Regions from separate parts of the Mus musculus genome. Here region 1 is linked to region 2. The links are chromatin loops, found by intact Hi-C in ENCODE. Cell type or tissue: left cerebral cortex. All regions are shown on one strand. Each heading gives the region's core, and the rest is flanking DNA. Links, peaks and the distances in the headings are about the cores only.

Region 1 (10,668 bases), core at 1,235-9,234, 74 kb after region 2:
TAACGCCGTTTCTCGGTTTAACTTCTGCTGTCTGAACTTTCAGGTTTGTTTATTCAATTCATATCAAGTCCTATTTCTGTGAGGAAGTCACTAATTTATATAAGAATACTGCTTTTCTATACTCCTGGGGGTTACAAATGGGGCATTTCTTAAAAATGCTAAAGTGTTGGATGCCCAGAATCAACTGTGTAGCCCTGGGTTGGCACGGCTTCCTGCTCTGCTGTGCTGGTGGGAGGAAGAACCAAAGAAATATCTTACTTCCTGCCCCGTTATCCGTCACATTGTTACACAGAAAATAACCATCCCCTCATCTTTCATTAGATTTCTTGGTCAAAATGGGCTTGAAGCAAGAGGGAATTCTTTTGCTCTGCATAAAGAATCGCTGAAATGGCTCTACTCTCTATGGAATTGGTAGGCAGAGGGATAGTACCTCAATAGCCAAGTACTTTGTTATCCAGGGGCTCATTATAATCATGCAATAGATTTGTTTCCCCAGAGAGACCTCAGATTTAAGATTATAGTTCATCATCTTTATTTACCCTCTACTTTCTTCTGAAATGGTAGACTTGATTCCAGGGACTGTCTTCAAGCAAGTGTGTGTGTGTGTGTGTGTGTGTGTGTGTGTGTGTGTGTGTGTGTGTGTTTCCTAACTAGTTTGGCTCTATAATTTCAAAAAGAACATCTGTCATTAAGGTTCATCACCTCCAATAGTAAGTACAGTGGTTGGAGTTAATATTTATAACAGGATGTTCAGCATACAGTGTGTACATGGTACCTAGTACATGGTACCTAATAGATTTTAATTCGTTGGGAAAAAATCTATCAAACATATTGTCCTTTCTCTCTCTTGATCAGTTTATTATGATATACATTCAACTCCCACTACAGAAATCCATTCCTGGGACCTTGCTCTAGTGTTCAGAATATTCATTCCCACAGTATTTTACGTAGTTAGTTCACAAGTGCCTGCCTTGCTTGGGGCATCTCTATCTATCATAACTCCTTTCTCCCACCGTCTGTTTCGTTCCATTTAACGTATGACAAGGCTCTAATCTCAACAAAAAACAAGAAGTTCAAAAAAAAGTTTCTATTCCTGCTTCATTCACTGAACAGCCCCCTTCTTTTTTCTATCTTAAAAAGCTATGAGTTTGGAAACGTCACTTAATTAGTAACCTGCAGAAGAGTCTCTATTTGTGTGTTCTCTCATTACTTCTCTTCAGCCCACAATTTGACATCTTGAAACATTGCTCTCTCCCAATTGTGCAGATTTTTTTTTAATGGAAGCTGGTCTTGGTGAAACCAAATCACCAGTATTATTCCACCCCTGGTAGCAAACTTCCTACTCTTCTTCCATAAAATCATTCCCTTTAAGTTCCATATTTAAGTGGATCCTGCGGCACTGGCCTCTATTTCATTGATTATAAATTCATCCAGGTATATATTTGTTGATAAACTTTTCTAAGCCTGGATAGTATTTCATTTCATATGTGTATTTGTGTGTGTATGTGTGTGTGTGTGTATTCGTATATATGCTAAGGTAATGGAGATATGTAGATATATAGGTATATGTGTGTGTATACATATATGTGTATATATATATGTGTGTGTGTGTGTGTGTATACCTATGAAAACATCCATAATGTCAGAATATTTTCTCTACTCATTCATTGATTGAAGGACACTTTGTTACCAAAGCTTGGCTATTATCAATAATGTTGAAATGAAGAGAGTACAAATACCTCTTTGATATACATATCTCAGTACACACACACACACACACACACACACACAGAGGATGTAGGGATGTGAGGACATATAATTTAGGGATACTATTTTCATTTTTTGGAAGACATGTCATCCGGTTTTCCCAAATAGTTGCACTAATTTACATCTAGCGTTCACAGTGGTTTCCTGTGTCTTTATTCCTTTCCATTACCCTCTTAGCTCTTGTCACTTGCTACCATGTATTTGATAATGTCCATTCTAACAGGGGGTAGGCATAAAATGATTATGATTTCAATGTGCATTTACCTGATGGGGTGACAAAATTTTTCCACATATTTGCACTTTAAATTTTTAGTACATTATTTATTATTATTTATGTTTCTTTAAAACAGTCTGAGTGTTTGATGTGAATGATATAAAAGTCAATTTGTAAAAAAAAATTCTTAAGATTGTACTGTTCATGTATATAGGCTTGAATTCAAAGCATAATAAAATATTAAATTTTAATTACTCATTTGAGTTTGACTTTTTATGAGCTACACGAACTATTATCACATGAATTCACTATGTAATGGTGAGTTTTTAGAAATTTATGAATTACAAGTCTTACTGATTCTTGATGGGAAGATAAGTACAAAATTCATATCCCAGGTTGTACTTCTAAAGACGGCGATTTTTGAGGCAGCATCTCCATGTGTGGACCATATAGGTCTGGTGGCTTACTCTGTTCTCAGCTTCCAGAGTCCTAGCATCACAGCTTTTTATGACATCATGCTTATGATGTAATTATAAGTAATAGTAGGCAGTCATTGTCCAAGTTGTAATGCCAAGATATGATAAGGAATATATACAGGAAAACAAAATGTTCTCAAAATTCAAAGGCATTCTTAGGCTGTTTAGTTATATTTCATAACTCTTTCTTCTTCTTTGGGTAGTTCAAAAAAGAGATCATCTCATTTTCATGTGTTGTTTTCTCTCAAGTACAGTTATTGACAAATTCACTTAGTTAAAATCTCTATTGTTGGGTAGATGTTTTCTGAGAAGTTTTCTCATGGGGCTGGGGAGATGGCTCAGTGATTAAGAACACTGCTATTCTTTCAACAGGACTTGCCTGGAACCCATATCAGGTAGCTCCTAGCAGCCTACAAGTCAAATTCTGGGCAATTGGAGTCCCTTTCTGACCTCCATAAGAACCTGTATATATGTGGCATAGCTCCATAAATACACATACACATGTGCATGTACATACATATACACACACAAAAAGTGTGCTTCTTTTTATATTGCTGTGTTTTGTTTCAAGCCACAATATCTGCCTCTTTGCTGTCCTGAACACTAAAAACTTTGGTTGAAAAAGAAAGAAGGAAAGAAAGAAAGAAAGAAAGAAAGAAAGAAAGAAAGAAAGAAAGAAAGGAAGGAAGGAAGGAAGGGAGAGAGAGAGAGAGAGAGAGAGAGAGAGAGAGAGAGAGAGAGAGAGAGAGAGAGAAAGAAAGAAGAAAGAAAGATAGAAAAATAGAAAGAAAGAAAGAAAGAAAGAAAGAAAGAAAGAAAGAAAAGAAAGAAAGAAAGAAAGAAAGAAAGAAAGAAAGAAAGAAAGAAAGAAAGAAAGGAAAGAAAGAAAGAAAGAAAGAAAGAAAGAAAGAAAGAAAGAAAGAAAGAAAGAAAGAAAGAAAGAAAGGGAAAAGTTACACTTAGGAGCTAAAGGGAACTGCAACCCTATAGGTGGAACAACATTATGAACTAACCAGTACCCCGGAGCTCTTGTCTCTAACTGCATATGTATCAAAAGATGGCCTAGTCGGCCATCACTGCAAAGAGAGGCCCATTGGACTTGCAAACTTTATATGCCCCAGTACAGGGAAATGCCAGGGCCAAAAAGGGGGAGTGGGTGAGTAGGGGTTTGGGGGGGTGGGTATGGGGGACTTTTGGGATAGCATTGAAAATGTAAATGAGGAAAATACCTAATAAAAAATAAATTTAAAAAAAAAGATTTGATGAACTTACAAAAATAAGGCTAAATGGAATTACCTTTATCATACAGAAACAGAGATACAACTTTTCCTTTAATCCTCACAAACCATTAGAGAGAGAAGATATTCTTTTATAAATAGGACAAGACATTAACATAGCAAATGTCACAGTGCAGGCCACGCGAGGGCTTGAGAGCTGTACTGTGGAGTTCATGTTCTAGGGCTGAGGGTGTAGAGTCTGACAGGTAAGGAGTCTACAGAAGCAAATAATCACAGATTCTTTTCAAGGGATGCCTGGGGGTTCTTTAAGAATGCGGCTCCTAGAAGATCAACAGTGTTCCTGTGGATGGTCCCCCTCCCAAAAGTATATGGATGCTCAAAGTGGAGCCAATGGGTTATTAACTTAAAATAGTTTACCAAAAGAGACCATGAATTTGGAGAAGGTCTTACAGGAGGAATTGGGAGTTAATTTGATCAAAATACATTGTACCGAATTCCAAAACATTTAATAAAATATTAAAAGCAAAAAATATTTGGTCTTGCTTACTCATAAATTAACTTAATCTGCACAAGTTAGAGGGCTTTACTTCCTGGTTTCCTTCCTTCCTTCCTTCCTTCCTTCCTTCCTTCCTTCCTTCCTTCCTTCCTTCCTTTCTTTCTTTCTTTCTTTCTTTCTTTCTTTCTTTCTTTCTTTCTTTCTTTCTTTCTTTCTTCTGCTCTAAACTTGATACAAAAGACATGTCAAGCTTATAGTAGATGTGTAATATATGTAATACATTTTGGATGAATAAGTAAGTCAAAAACATGTCTACTTAGCGAAAGCAGTGGAGGTTAACCTTGTGATGGGAAGAGTAGAATGGAGAGCAAGCTGCCAGAGTCTCCTGGGACTCCTCAGAGTCATGAGCTTCTGTATACTGAATTAGATCTTAGATGGCTCCTTGAACATCAGTGAGACACCAAAAAGGAACTAAGGTGAAGGTGGTGGCTGCTTCCCCTATCTTAGTGGAAAGCATAACAAGTGACAATGCTCCCCTCTACCCTGCTGCTTCTGAGTAACCTCAGCAGGCAGAGTTCTCATTGGAGCAAAATGACAGTGTGACAAGATATGATTGGCCAAGAATTTATGCCTAGGGATCGGCTAAGCACTGTATACAAATGTATGTGCTCTGCAATAAATTCAGATCTGCACCCTGATGTTGGTCTCCCATGTCTGATTCCTGGAATTGGTGATATGTCTCTTTTGCCGCTCTCCCCCCATCCTCCATTCTGTTCCCACAGCAGTGTCTATAAATGAATAACTAACTCATATAACTCAATACTTTCAGCCACAGGCTGTGAGTCAAAACTAAGTTGTGGATGTCTTGGGAAGATCTATATCTGTATCTGTATCTATGTCTATATCATCTATATCTATATCATCTATATCTATATCATTTATATCTACATCATCTATATCTATATCTATATCTATATCTATATCTATATCTATATCTATCTATATCTATGGCACACATAATGTTTCTAAATTATTGGACCCTAGTGTTTATGTTTGTATTTATTATATGTGAATTTAACTACTCTGCTTATTTTTTTTAAAGTTTCTTTGTTGTGAGTGTGTTCATATATGTGTGCATGTGTCTCTGCCTGCCACGGCTCACATATGAAGGTCAGAGGAAGACGCGCTGGAGTCTTTTCCTTCCTTTAACCATATGAGTACCAGGGGATCAAACTCAGATCATCGGGTTTGGTGGCAAATGCCCTCACCTGCTGATCATATTGTTGGATCTAACTGCACTACTTAGTCAAATCTAAGAACCTATTGTTGCCTCCAAAATCCATCATTAGAAGAAGAAAAAAAAAAGAGGAAAAACGGAAGGAATCACGATTTTTAAAAATCACCAGTTATGACACTGTCAGCTGCTGAGATGCTAGCAATGTAGGTAGGATTGTCTCAGGATCAGAAAGCAAATGGTGTACCTACAGAATATCCCTATTTGGTTTTACTGCTTACATTAAAATACAATTAGGTTAGGCCTGGAAAACTTGATGTATGTAAAACAGATGGAAAATCTGGGGCACTTATTGTAATTCTGAGTCGTTTAAAGTTTACAGATGTTTAAAGAATTTTCTAAGATTACTTTGGATTCTCGTGGTTATTTTTATCCAAGGTACTGACTTTAAATGTGAATTCTTACCCCTTATCCTTAAGGTAAGGATAACGTGTAGACATAAGCTGATTTTTTTTTCTTAATCTTGAAGATGTAATGAGAAGAGGCACTGGTGAAGTAGCAGTGAAATCTGCATTTTCACAAATCTGTTTGCTTTCTGCAATGCTGTCAGAACGTGGTACAGTTTTGTTAGATCTTAGTCATATTTTCCAATCACTTCGCCATCAACCTTAGACAAATTTATTCCCTTTTCCAGCTCCTTTAAGAAAGCAGATTGTGAATACCTTCAGACTTCCTTAACTAGACATTTGCTATGCAAAAATATCCTGAAATATCAACACCAAGTAACAGGAATAAAATAGCCCCGTGTGTTCACTGCCTGAATTTCTCTAAGTCCCGGACAGACAGCTTGGAACCATGAACATAAAGTCTTAGCTAGCAGTGCCAGATCACACAAAGCCATTTTTAAGATGCCTGGTCTATGTTATCAATCCTCTTACCTTAGGCAACCCCCTCCAGCTGCTTAAGTGCTAACACATGCTTTATAATTGCAGGGAATGAGATGGTTTGCACATTAAAATTAGATGTAGAATGAAAGTGCTTGAACATGGTAAAACAGAAGGGAGTAGTGGGTGGGTTCAGAAGAGGGTCTGAGCATGCCAATACTCACACAGACTTAATTCCAAGATTTGCTTCTCCATTTGAATTCTTAAGTGCAGCCTCTGATTTCATTGCAGAAGGACAAAAAAAATGCATAGAATCTTTCAAAGAATATGAATCCCTGTGAAAATACATCCCCAATTTATAGCGTTTACAGCCATGAGAGATCACAGAGGCAAACATCAGAGATAGTCTTTGAAAGCCAAGCCAAGTAATTTAATGGCCACTAATGACATTTGTAGCTTTCCAGGCTTCTATAGCAAGAGTAATCAGATCCCAGGCTCTGGGGTGTAACATGATCACCTTTTCAGAGAAGAATTTCTGTGGCAGCTCTGGTGCTGCACAGCTGCTCAGGCATGTTGTTGTAATGTCAGAAGGCAAGGGTGGTGAAATCGCCTTTCTCCGGACTATTAGATGGCTTTCACAACTGGTAAACACAGCCTACTACAGGGGGAAGATGTATCCTCCTTTATTATGTAGAAAAAAAAATCAACCATTGCCTAAAATCAAAGTCTTAAAACACTGAAAATTAAAGAAGTATGTATACATGCACTTTCTTGGTTTTGAATTTGAGGTCATGAAATCAACAGTTATCTACTCGATTGTTTCAAAAGCATGCCCCAGGAAGCCCTGCATTTACTTGTACAGCTAAGTGCTGGGGTACATCAGAGTGAGAGCAGACATACTCATTATCTCTTAGAACCTGAACTCTACTTACAGATGAAGATCTCAACCACACTTCTGTAATTAGAGGACTTCAAAAGAAAGGGCTAGAGAATGAAAAGGAGACCAGTGGAAACTTCGAGAAAGAAGAAAAAGTCAAAGTGTAGCTGAGTTTGATCAATGTGCACAGCAAAGGAACACATACCCCTGCCAAAAACTCATGGGAAAAAATGAAACATGTTTAATATAGACAGGAATATTATTAGTAATGTAAAAAAGACTAAAACCTCCTTTACAGTGACAGAAAGAATAAGTCCAAGATCTTTTCATGCTGAAAAATAAAAATGATACAATTGTTAGTTGGTGAAGAGCATTAATTTAGATGGAGTTAAGGTGTGATATGCCAAAAAGATTCTAGGGCCAAAATCCTTTAACAGCTCCACTGTTTAGAGTTAGTCTTAAGATGGCCCAAGCTGGTCTACTGTAATATTTTCTTTCTGCAGATGAAGAAGAGAAGCTAAAATGTTAACTGTTTGGGGTCAGGAGACTAATACAGAAAGCATCCAAGCTTGAGAAAATAACAGGTACAGGCACCTAGTACTGGGAAAAATAATAATTCAAGAAAATGAAAGAAGTTAGTGTGGTGGCTGGAACAGAGTTCCCTGTGGAGGTGGGCTACCCCATGTCCCATTCAAGAGTAGACAAACCTCTATAGTCTAATCTTTTTGACATAAGAAGGTACTCTGTAGGCTATGAAAAGAAAAATAAAATGGAAACCTACCCAGCCACTAAAACTTTCACCTACAATCTATCTTGCCTGCAAGATGTGCTGGGGCAATTGTGGTGTAGAACTTGTCGGAGTAGCCAGCCCATAAAGGTAGACCATGCTCTATGCTGTCCGGATGGACAGGGATAGGAGACTAGATAGGCCAGAGACCTAGTGTATAGCCAAATATGGCTGCCAAAAAAAAAGAAAGAAAGAAAGAAAGAAAGAAAGAAAGAAAGAAAGAAAGGAAGGAAGGAAGGAAGGAAGGAAGGAAGGAAGGAAGGAAGGAAGGAAGGAAGGAAGGAAGGAAGGAAGGAAGGAAGAATTCAATCAATCAATGAAATGATTCCTAATGATATTCTGCTATACTCATAGATGGGTAGATTGACGTACTGTTTGTTTATTATTCACCAGAGAAGCCTCCTGTGGCAGCTGATGGGAATAGATGCAGAGACCCATGGCCAGATACAAGAGAGAGAGAGAGAGAGAGAGAGAGAGAGAGAGAGAGAGAGAGAGAGAGAGAGAGAGAGAGAGAGAGAGAAAGAGAGAGGGAGAGGGAGAGGGAGAGAGTCTAAATTGGAGTTCTCTATTGTGTCCTTCACCTCAGAGATCAGGGAACCCCCCCCAGGAGAGGGTGATGGAGGAATGTAGAAATCAGAGGGGGTGGAGAACTTAAGAAGAATATGGCCTATTAAATCAACCTAAGCAGTCCTCACATGGCTTCACAGAAATTGAACAGTGAGTGCAGGCATATCTTTGCCTCCTTTGCCTGCCCTTGGGATTCTTTTCCTCTTATTGAGATGCCTTGTCTAGTTTCAGTATGAGGGCTTTTGCTTTGTCATATTGTACCTTGTTTTGTACTGTTTGGCTGTGGTCTCTTAGAGGCCTGCTATTTTCTGTAAAGGAGATGGAGGGGCCATGGATATGGAGAAAAGGGGAGATGCAGGGAAGTGACAGGAAGAGAGGGAAGGAAAACTGTGGTCAGGGTGTATTATATAAAAGAAGAATCTAATCAAAAATAGAAAAGAGATAAGTAAATTGTAGGGAAAAAGCTAGAGAAACCATGTTAAAACTTTGTCTATTGTCCTGAAGGGTAGAAACTCCCAGACAATTTTAAGCCACAGAGCAAGAACAGGGATTGGCAACAGCGGTTTGCTATCTGAGGTGTTGACTTTAGGAGGCAATTATCCTTGCCTGGAAGAGAGATGGTGTAATTAAAACCACAGAGTTCCAGTGCACCTGGATGATATCTATAATGGAGGAAAGAACTTCAGGCACCAAAAGCTTAAAAGTCTCAATAACGTGTACACATTATTATATTTAACAACTGTGTCAGTAAGTTTTTGGCAACTTGACACAAACCTCCGCATACCTGGAAAAAGAGAATCTCGGTTGGGGAATTGTTTCCATCAGAATGGCCTCTGAGCATGTCTGCAGGACATTTTGCTGACTGCTTATTGATGTCAGAGGACCCAGCTCACTCAGAGTGTTATCATCCTTGGGCAAGAAGGTCTGGGCTGCATGTAAAAGATAGCAGAGCAAGTAAGGAGAAGCAAGACCGTGAGCAGCATTCCTCTGTGGTCTCAGAAGTTCCTGTCTCAGCCTCCCCAGACTATAGACCGTTGTAAACTGTAAGTAAAATCAATCTTTTTCTTGTTTTGTCAATGTTTTATTAAAACCATCAAAACCAAATTAGAATGACCTCTGACCCCATACATCACCCATCTTAAGAGTAGGGAACTGCCTTTCATAACGTGAATTTATTATTTCCTAATATGTTTAAGTTTATGTGTCATTTCTGTTCTTTGTACATGAGCTGGACCTAGTGGCATAATCTAATAAATGCAGCATAGGAGATGGAGGGTCACTTCTAAAAGATGATGTGGTCAATGAGACTTCCATGTTGCTTCCTCTCTTTTATTTCCTCATGGACTATTCTCTTTGGGTCAACAAGCATCTGTATTATGCAGCAGTTTTGTGAAAGGTCTTCTAGGCAAGTGTTGGATCCTGTCAGTCACCACATGGGTATTTTTCTAAAGGGATTCTTTTCCACTTACATGTTGTGATGACAGAAGCATATCACACTAACTCAGCAATTGATTATGACCAGTTCTATGACAAACCCTGCACCAATAAGGACTCATTCCAAAGACTTCAGATTTCTGATTGAATTAGCTTTCTATAATTGGTCCAAAAAAAAAATCTGTGATGGAACAAGTTTATTTGGGCTTCCAGTTTCAATCCATGATTACTGGACCCCGTTGCTTTCAGGACTGAGGCAGAAAGCCTATAATAGAGGAAACTGGCATCCCTAAGGCAACTGGAAAGCAAAAGAGGAAATCAGGGCATTGCCAAAGTACCATATTCCTGCTAAAGAAGACATTCTCAAGAATTTAATTCTCCCTGATTGGACCCCACATAGGAATGTCTGCAGCCTCTAACTATCACTAGGGTCTGAGGAACCTGTGCCTTTCAATCACCCTAAATCATGGCAAGGTGAGAAGAATGATTTGATCTGTCAATCTGGACTTCTTGGTTGATTAATTACACTGCTAGATATAGATGATTAATAGAGAGTGCTTATTCACAAAGCCGGCAGTTAATTTTATTATGTTGTACTTGTATTTGTATTATTTGTGTTAAGAGGCCAAACCTATTCCATCTTAGGACCAGTCTCTAGCTTAAAGATAATAATAATAATAATAATAATAATAAT
Region 2 (10,668 bases), core at 1,831-9,830:
GAAAATGGAAGAGTTTTCACTTTCTTCACCATCACTACTTTTAAAGACAATTTAACTCAAAAAAAGGAAATGACTATGACACAGTGGCTTTTTTTTTTTTTTTAATGTGGAGGATTGGGGAATGCTTTTCCCTTTTCAAACCTTTGAATTAAGTTTTTCATTCCCTCCTTTATGTATTATTCTGATAAATGCTAACCAGGGATTTTCTCCTGCTTTTAAGACAAATGTTAAAACACATTTTCTGTCTACTGTTTGCACTGCTTATAGTGAAGCTTTACATTTTTAAGCTTCACTCGTAGAACTTCTCTCCTTAAATTATTAATCCAATTTGGTTTAAATTTTCATAAGTTATTAAAGTAGATTCCATGTGAATAGCTGGTTTTCAGATTTGGTGAGTCCTAATTCAAGACAGTGCTAATGTGTAGCCTTTGGGTATTAACTTTCTTTAAGTAATGGATAAAATAATTTCTCTCATCCAAGACGAAATGTGGACAGCAGATGCTTTTCCTGGGCCTTAATTAATTATCTCAACATTAGACCACCCAAGAGCTGGAAGTGAAGTTAGAGTTGACTGTATAGATGGATCTCAGAACTACAGTGCTGTCTGCTAAGCTGAACACTTTTGAACACTTTTCGTAATGAAAACTTCGATAAATACTTGCTGTGGCCAGGATGGCATGAATTTATCCAGGTTAAGAAATTCAAGTCACAGAATAAAACTGTCCCTTATGTCTTCTGATGTGTTTCACTTTTTTTGGGGGGTGTGGTCAGTAGCTAACTTGTTTAAAGTTAGTTGACTGTTAGATGCTAGCTACTATTAAACAAAAGGTCAAGTCAGCTGCTGTCGAGGTTTCAGGAATATTTTCTAAAACAAATAAAAAATGTAAGACAAACCTTTGTCAAATAAGAACCCTAAATGTTAAAAAAAAAAAATTCAGTAGAACTTTCCATGAGTATACTCAACTCGTAAGTAGTGTTTATAATATTTCAGCCTTGCCATGCCATTGTGTCACAAACACATGGGCATTCTTAGACACCGAGGATCTGGACCATCATAATCAACTGTACCTGTCCTGTCAGAAGAAGCACATGTGCCCAGCGATGGCAGTGAAGAAGTACTGCATAGTGTTAACTTAAGGATTATGAAAGAATTTTACTCTTGCCATTTTTTCTCCCTGAGTGTCCCATTGCCTTTAATTTCCCTGCTGGCTACACAGACGGATGGTTTATCTTCTCTCATTGTACCTACCTGGAAGGGCTCTGTCTAGGAGGACAATGATCCTAGGGATTGTTATTAACCTATCAAGTCCAGAACAACACTACAGAAATGTTTCAGAGAAGCAGCAGGTTAATTTCAAGTTTTGTTTAGGAAAAAATGATAATACCACACAAAAGATTAAAAGCACACACAAAGCAAGCCCAAGGTATCAATATTTGAGAAAGAAAGAAACAACTCAAGAGTTCAAAAAAAAAAATGTGACCACGACTGAAGTTGAAGCAGGATAACCTGGAATAGACAAATGGAGTAGCCAGCACATTGCATGGCTGCATGTTGGGGTTGTGTGGGGAGGAGAGCAGCTGAGTTTTATAGATTCAGTTTGCTGGTATGTGAAGAATGAACGGGTGCAGCTTTCTGGGTCCAGTTCAGAGGTATCTTTTGAAGTTAAGTGAGTGAATGAGATGCCATTTTCTGTCCTTTGAGAGCAAGTTGTGGTACAACAAGGAACGAGGGCGACAGCTGAAAAAGAGGGGAAGCTAAATAAATGGAAAGGTTTAGAGGCTAACTCTCCTTGGGACAACTACCCCATGGCCCTCACGGTGCTGGTTTTTAATGTTATGTCCTAATATAAATGTCAGGGCTTTGTGCATGAAGAAAGCCAGTTAACCAGAGGCATCAACATCACTCAGGACTTTTACTATGAAGAATCTAAGGCATACTTCAGACTATTATAAAAACAGGCAGCATTTTAACATGACCTCAAGATCTCCATGGACACAATGATTTGAAGCATTTCTGTAAGTGAATATCAAAGCATGTTGTATTGACAAGTGAGGATCAAACTCCCGTAAAATAATTATTCTTTTGTCTAAAACTAAGTGTGTTATTAATCTGATGAAGCAATGATGTCACTTTGTGTTGGTTAACTTAATTCTAAACAGAGGATCTGTCTCTGTAGCTGCTCTTCTATAATCAAAGGAAAACAGGAAATAAACTTTGCCTCTAAATCAGCTGAGGGTTTGGAACTGAAAGATTAACATACCAGTTGGTCAAATTGCTTATTTTCTCTATTCTACCTGGTGCCAAAACAGCCACATGAAAATGAAAAATCAAAATATTGAGTTATTGGCTTTGCCCTGAATAAACCATGTGTATATTTGGCTAACTTTCATTGTCTAAATTATTTAACTTTTGCTTACTTGTAAGAAATGTCGTCTTAGTACTCCAGAGAAAATAACAAGCCTAGAAAAGTTAAAAGCATTTATATATTTCAAGGTAAAAAAATAAATCTATGTTTCCCCCAAATATTTGTCTTTTAGCATTTAACAGAAAGGAAGAGGCTTTGTATGTAGTGTGCTTGGCTCATCTCGCTGTGATCTGGCCACACTTCCCACTGTGTGCTTATTGTAAATTCAGAGTGGCTGAGAAACTTCCTGTTCAGATAGCTCATTTTCATCTGATCCCAATTTTCCCACCCAAGACTCAGACCACCCATGACAAGCAAAGAAAATTACTACCAAGAGCTAATTTTGTAATGAAAGCAATTTGAACGTAAATGTGTGAAAGGCAGAAACTTCCATGAATCTTTTCCTTTGGAATGAAAGTTTAAAGCCATAATTCAGTTCTTAATCAAGTAAGTTATTTGCATGTGTAAAACACTGCGTATTCTGTCCTTACTGTAGCCTTAAATGTTGGGGTGCAGAGACATAAATCTGCTTCCATGTTGTAATTTCTAGATGTCATAGAATTTTCCAGGTTTTAGTTTTCCTGTATTAATTGGGTAATGCTTATACGTCTGCCTTGATTGTTTGATATTAGATAAATAGGAGATGAATGTAAAAGGGCTTTGAGATGTAGTGACTCTGGTATAAATATAATAAACTATTACTGAAAAGTGTGGTTACTTGGAGACATTTTAGGATTCACAACACGTTTTGTATCAGGCTTATTTGGTGGCATGTAACTTAGTATGTCTAATTCTGCCATCAAAAACTTTCATTTTCAAATAGATTTCTGTCTGCACTTTGGAAGCAAAAATTATTGCCTTGAACACACATATTTTTATAAGACTAAAACTTTTTAAAATGCTTATCTGAGTACATTTCAAAAGTACATCCATATGACTTTGAAATTTTGAGAACAACACATCATCATGAAATGAACTTATTGGTGTTATTTCTATTTTCATTGCTACCAATAGAAAAAGGGGTGGAGTTTCCATATGGCTGGGGACAAGATGAGATATAGTCCTAACCAAAATGCATAATTCAGAACACTCATCTGGAATGGGACAGAGCAAGTCAAGAGATGTGTAATACTGGGAGGCTAGTTATCTAGATACGAAGATGTCTGTCGAAGAAAGATTGGATCTTAATTCCATGTCACCCTGGCTCTCTGGTAGACACTGATACTCTCATTGAGATATTGTAAAATTCAGGGAAGAGCCAGTCACTTTGATGTTGAAAGTGTTGTGTTCATGGGATTGAGACATCCAAAGGAAAGGATGTTGTGTGGTCTACAAGATCTACAATTTCAGTGTGTGGTAAATGGAAACCACTCTTCAGTATCACACTGTAATTGACAGTTCTGGGGTGAAGGGGGAACAGCTATTCCTCTTCATCAGATCCTGCAGTAAGTCTGCTTCAATGCAGCATTCATAAGTGCCATCTGTCCGTATGCTAAAATCTGTGGAGTGAAAACTAAAGTCATACAGGAGACTACAAAAAACATATCTGTAAAGAAACCAGAGGAAACACAGTGCATGAAATGAACGACAACAAAAAAAATCCTTAGAGATAAAGAAAAAAAAAGTATACAGGACAAAAAAGGGAAGAATACTTCCAATGACAAGAAGCAGTGAGCTTTAAAATATTTCAGAGAGGATGACTTATTTGGAAGATTGAAATTTATAGGTGAGGTTTAGTAGCACAGAGGCATTTAATTGCCCTCTCTGAAAGAGTGCAAGGGGTAATGGCTGCCCCCTGACTTTCCCAGCTTGAGATGGACCCTTTGACTCCTGTTTTGAACATTTCTAGGGCTTGTTGTCCTACTAAGCATTGCATTCAAACATTTGGACCAGTAATAGTGGCCGGAACAACACTCTAGAAAACTCCAGGCTCCTGTGGCCATAAGCTACAGTTTGAACCTTTTGCAGGGCTCAGATGTAAATGTGGTTCCACAGTTGTCCTTAACCTGTGTTTCCAGTCCCTTATGGGCCACTTACCTGAATCTGAACCTAGCTTACATTGAATAGTGAATATCCCATAGCTATGCATAGATATTCAAATACGTTAGTTACACCAGGAAGGAAATAATCAAGGCAAATGATGCTGTGGACACCTTGGGAGAACTCCGGTGCTGTCTCTATAGACGAATAAGAGTTGTACATGTAAATGAATGAGTGCCACAGGGCACGAGCTACCAGCTACAGGACCTGGAGTAGCTTGAAGCTCATTTCCTCATCTATGAAATGTGAGCAACAGCCAACAACTTCAGGGCAACCCAAAGTTGGTTTTTTTAAGGGTGTGGCTGCTGGTAGATCAACTGTGCTCCAGTGGATGGCCCCATACCAGTGAATAAACTGGACTATGTGGCTTGTTTAAGGAGAGAAAACAACAGAAAGAGATACAAATGATGGGGGTAGACTGCTGAGGAGTTAGGTGGGGGACGAGAGAGTAAATATGATCAAATTATATCCTAAGAATTTCTCAAAATATTAATAAAATATAAGCAAAAAGCTAATGAAGTTACTGTTGTGAAGATGGACTAAAGATGTGAAGTCTTGTTACATCCGTGACATAAAGTAAGGCTCCCTTAAATAACGTAACTATTCATAGAGACATAAATAATGGGGTAAGATCCAAAAGATGCCATTGTAGGAAAGTGTGAGTTTCTCGTAGAGAAATGCAAGTAGTAAAAGAGACTGGGTTATCCTAAAGACTGACTACATATAAGAGTGACTGGCTCTTTGGCGGTATTGTCAGCAAGGGCAGGATGATGTTGCAGCAAGATTGCTTTCATTTGGTTTAACTCGGCATTAGTGTTACAAGGCAGCCATTATTTGTCAGGCATGCTTCGGTATTGAGAGAGTGGGATTCGATGATTTTATGGGACCTTAAGCTTTAAGTCTTGACAAATATCTCAGGTGTTTTAAGAACCCTGGTGTGTAAATATCCCCCTGGATAACTGGAAAATACAGTTTGTCTCCAAGTTTTATGGACATTTTATGTTGCTTAAAGAGGTAATTAAAGATGGAATTTGAGGGAGAAGAGTGTATTTCCTCATCCACGTTAGCTGACTTAGTTTGAGTTTCTCATTTAATTTCCCTGGCATTTTGCTTTTTTGATATTTTCAGCGTTACTTTCCCCTTGGTTTTCTACAGAATGAGCTAACGACTCAAAAAAAAAAAAAAAACCTTAATTCTGTTGCCGGTGTCACTCATGAATAATTCAGTATGTTGGTTTAGAACTGCACTAAAACCTTCTTAGTTTTTAAAATAAAATCAGAAAACTTATCATTGGAAGTCCTTGATCCTGGTGCTCCTCAGCCTGACAAATTCTGCAAAGGGATGCAATGATAATCTATTTCTATCATCACTGGAGCTGAAGGGAGAGCAGCAACAACAACATTTTTCTTGAAGGCAAATCACACACAAAATTGCAGGTCAAGGGGATGAAAAGGGGGGGGGGATCTTGCAAAAGCTGAGTTTCTCACCCCCTCCCACAGTCTCTGGGAGGGTGACTTCAGTGACTCCTAACTGATCTGTCACTGTGAAATCCTACAGTCATTCTTCCACACATAAAGGACAAATAGGCAGGAGAGGAGGATCTAAATGCTTTCAGTTTTAACTCTTCACCAATAGTGGAAAAGGCAGAATGCCTAAGCTATGGTTCTGTGGCCAATAGGATGGCGGCGTGTCTCTCACATGACTGCCTGCCCCTGCCTTTCGCATGGGCTCTAATTTAGTTCAATTCAGAACTGCAGATAGTACGGTGGAGCAGGGATGCCTGAGCACAAGTAGCGAGTTCCGAGTGACTTTAGGAAATGCTTCCCCCCCTTCCTGGGCATGCAAACAAGACTCTGCACCTGCACCGCAGTTTGTTCCGGAGAGAAGCCTCGGCTTCGCCCTGCAGGGACGAGGAACTAGAGCAAGAAGCAGCATTTGAAAATTGTAAGTATACATTTCTTTCCGTCAAGTGCGCTGATTAAAATAGTTTTCTGCCAGAAGCCCCAAATACTCGAAGATTTGCCAGGGAATCCTTTTATGCGTAGTTTGAAAGGTAGCCAAAGGGCAGGGAACTGTACCGGGGAGCATTTGTTGCATGCTTTCTTCTGTGAAAGATAAAGAATTAAAAAGAAAAGTAAGGCTTTCTGAAGAGTAGCTGTAGGAGACTCCGCACTGGGACACTGCTCCAGCATGCTGCTTTGTTCATAGGGAAAAAAAATGAAGGCACACACATGTGTACTTAGTTCTCTTCTTTTCGCTCTTTATGTCTAATCAGATTTGATTTGTCCCCAGGAAAAATAAAAGGCAAACTTTGCTGACTCCACTGGCTAGGGCACCCCACACTTTCCAGACATCTGACAGTTATTATAATTAGCCATGAAAGACTGCTAAAGACACTTGGAGGCAAAATAGCTCTTAAATCTGAACAATGGCTTCAAGCCAGGGCTTTCTTTTGATTCATTTTTGAAGTGTTTTAAATTTTACAATAATGACAGAGACTGAACTGTTTTTTGTTTGTTTTTTTTTTTGTTTTTTTTTTTGTTTGTTTTTTGTTTTTTTTTTTTTGTCCACAAAATGTGAAACGAGGTCCGGGCACGAGTGACGGCAGCTGAAAGTGGCCAGTGTGGAGAAGGAAAAGACAGCTTTCTGTCTTAGGAGCCAGGCCTCCATATAAAGATTTTTTTAAAATTCCTAATAGGGTGGGGTGAGGATGTGGGGGGTGGGGAGGAAGCATGCCGAAGCTTCTTCATAGAAGAATCCTCAAAGAATAAAATAATTTAGAATGTCTTCCTGCGGGAGGAGGCAAGGCTATAGCTAACATCTAAGTTGTATTTATGGTAAGATTTTTTTTTGATGGAGTTTTAAACAGAAGTGACATTCAAAGCAGCATTTAAAAAAAAAAAAAACAATTGGAAACAAATGGTAGAAATTGTTCCTGTTACTGCTTTCTTTTCATAGTCAACTAGGGTAATCCAGCAATGCTGGATTGTGTCTTTCCTTCTAGAATCATCTAAATCCTTAAAAAGTTATGTTTGGTCTCATAAGAAATGAAACTGCAAATCAGATCAGTGTGATTATGACTGATGAAGATTCTGAACAACAAAGACTCTGACAGAAAGAGAGTTTATAAGAACACACTGCCCTCCCCATTTTTAAAAGAGAATATTAACTCCATCAATTATTGAAAGGAATTATTCAGAGGCTCCAGACAGAACTAATTACGGCTTAGAGAGGTGCCAGAGCCGAGCCGGTGCTGTAATTATGAAAGTCCAAGACATTAGGAATCATTTTTTTTTAAAGGAGGCTTGAGCACAGAATTTCACATAATCTTTTAAAAATACACCAGTTTTTCTTTGTCTGCTCTCTCATGTTATCTACACCTCCCCCACTGCCGCCCACTGTGCGCTGAGACACCTGAAGGCTAGACATAATGATCAACAGAGCTCCAGCCTGTCTGGACTCCAGCCAGGTCCCCCCCCCCCCCACCCCCCTTCTACAATCAAGGAGCTTGCACGCAATGCATGCCGAGCCTTTCCACCACTATGTGCAGATCCGGGATGGAAGTCGTACACATACTGCGGAAAGATTAAAGACAACAATATCCCCTTTCTCCTACCCTAGACAGACTCAATTTTTAACCCTTTCATTGCCTTTAAAACCGAGATGTCTCAAGCACTCGAAGGCAGGTCTCCAGGGACACTGCAACTCCTGCACCATTTCGCATAGAAGCACACGCCTCATTTGGTGTGGAAATCCCATCTCCACGGATCCTGGCAGAATATTTGAGGATTTACAGTGTGTTAACTAAACGAAACAGAATTCACTGGTGTGGGGAATGCATTTTTGAACAAACTTAAGCTATATAAGATCGGGGTGGGGGGGAAGTCTGAGGTCTGTGGGAAGGTTCTTACAAGCCTTGCTGAGAGGGCTGCAGAGGGTTTCTGAGGCTGCAGTTCTGTAAGCATCGTTCTTTTTGCCTCTGTGTCTTTTTCTCATTCTCTGTCTCCCACACACTTAAGGCGCACACATGAGCCAGAAAAACACATCACTCTATCACAACGAAGCCAGGTTAGTTGGTGATGTCATCACAGATAAAATTTTGCCTTTGTGGGCAACATTTTCAATCACCTAGACGCCAGCGTCTGCTGGGTGTGTGCCCATAGGAAGTTCAAGTGTTTGCGGGGTTAACCAACAGACATAGGAAAGCAGTCTTTTATTCAGAGTTCTCTCTCTCTCTCTCTCTCTCTCTCTCTCTCTCTCTCTCTCTCTCTCTCAGATGTGTTTACGGGGCAGTATGGGTGTGCTTATCATGATATAGTCATGTAGCCAGAGTTCTGTGCTTCTAGTACGCCTTATTAACATGCTGATTATACATGTGGCTAGATTTCAATATGAATAGATGAAATGAAAAGCGTTTTAAAATAATTTGGCTCAAAATTTTACAAAAGTAATAGTCATTATGAATTGGTATTTGTCATTTGCGATTACTTTTAATTGATTTTTACTATTAAAATTCCTCAAGGAAAGAATCATTTATACAAATGATTTTGAAGCGATGCCCATTTTGTGCCTTTGTGCGTATGTCTCTGGATTAGCTGGAACTTGGATTCAGTGTTTGTGCAGTTGTTCACTCTATATTTTTCATCTCTACTTTGGGGGTCTTCCCTAAAGAGTCACCTACCAATCAAGTCCTCAGATCTTTATTAACATACATATGGTATTATTTTATTTTTCTTATGTCGAATGGAAGAAAGATAATTTCTTTTGCCACCCTGTAATTTGAGATAGAGATGGAGAAAAATTCCACATGCATTCTACACCTTATCAAGTTTTTATATGTAACTTATTAATAATGTAGGAATTATGATATGTTTGCTAGCTCAGACATGCCTGGCATTTGATATTCAGTTTTGTAAGCGTTGAAATTCATTCTTTGTACTTCTAATTTAGAAAAGATTTTGAAAGCCTGTGTCTGTGAACAATTGCAGTAAAGGATCAACAGAACAACGGATTTATTTGCCAATGTATTATGTGATTGTTTTAAAGCAAGAGAATAAAAAATTACTGCTTCATTTGATTATTGTCCAGAAAAGCATACAGTTGAAGAATTAACACATTTTGTACTTACAAAAATTATATAAGTTGACTGGTATTTCTGTGGCGTAACACTCCAATGTAAACAAGTAAATAACTTTTTCTAAGGCATGACTTTCTATTTTCGTGTAAAGGTTCCCTCCCAACACACACTGAAGTTCTGGCCTGATGAAAAATAATTTAATTTCTTTCTCCAAGAGAGAAAATGAACAAGCTGTTTTTGATTCCACCCTACTTTCTAAAAGGCAGACCTGACCTGGCCCTCTGGGGATACAGGTTACTAGAAAGGCATCTTTCAAAGACAAGAAGATAATGGACTTGATTGAAATAGCTGGACGACGTAAGGCCAGTTCAAGAACAAATGGTGTTTCAGAACATAACTGTGAGCAAACAATTTCCTATAGTTTGTTCTCCTTACACAATGGTAATGGTTTATTGGAAATAGCAGAACAAACAGGAGATAGATGTACCCAAACAGAAAACAACCCATGTCCTTTCATGTCAGGGATGCATCAAGAGCCTTGGTGATCACAGAATATTCTTACTCCAAGTCTTTTTGTTGTAGATTTTACTGGCTCCTCAGCATCAGCTGAGGGTTGTGACCAGGTGTGGGTGATATTTAACATGCACACTAGAATATAGGATTGTGGTCACAATTTATTTTTGTTATTGTACAAGAGGGTTTGAAACGTAGAGTGTGACTGTACTTTAATACAATGAAACTTGGGTAGCAAGATCCACTGGTTATGATTCTTCTAAGTGAGAATCATGCTCAGGTACTGAGTAAAGTGGGTGAGATATTATTATAGATACTACACACCCTACTACTTTCCTAACTCAAAAACTTCAATCCAAATTTGAAGAACAGAACAATAATTACTACAGAACTAGACTGTGTTTCTGAGCACCCAGTTGATTCCTGAAAGTACACTCTGTGGTCGTAATCTCTCATGAAGAAAAAGATTGTGTTTTTTAAAGCTTACCCTGTAGGTTAAAGGCCTGAAATTATTGTGCACAGATGCCCAAGCAGTGTTCAGAGATGGAAGGAAACTCTGGTCGCAATAGCTAAGAAGGGGAACTGGTTCAGCTGCTCTATGCTCCAAATCTCCTACCTCCACTCTGAACGCGT

The links. Hi-C counts contacts between places; a loop is a spot of excess contacts. Peaks named below come from ENCODE experiments on the same cell type or tissue, not always from the same donor. Only the 100,000 strongest peaks of a DNase experiment are listed, where the experiment ranks them.
Region 1: a loop joins it to region 2, with 2.8 times the contacts of the local background. A loop is called at or near these places in 6 of 42 quality-filtered maps.

What each region holds. Positions count from the first base shown.
Region 1 is chr1:137,966,778-137,977,445 of GRCm38, forward strand. No RefSeq gene overlaps it. Among named protein-coding and RNA genes, the nearest start is that of Mir181b-1, 5.5 kb to the left of the region's middle. In left cerebral cortex, for the core only: a CTCF peak has its summit at 6,210; DNase peaks (open chromatin) are centred at 4,915 and 6,316; H3K27ac peaks cover 1,147 bases.
Region 2 is chr1:137,892,397-137,903,064 of GRCm38, forward strand. It overlaps Gm4258 (a long non-coding RNA gene), which reads left to right and starts at 6,071. Exons shown (of 3, transcript XR_003948014.1): 1 at 6,071-6,389; 2 at 7,032-10,668. In left cerebral cortex, for the core only: no CTCF peak of the experiment used is centred there; DNase peaks (open chromatin) are centred at 6,153, 6,649, 7,952, 8,108 and 1 more place; H3K4me3 peaks cover 4,482 bases; H3K27ac peaks cover 4,472 bases.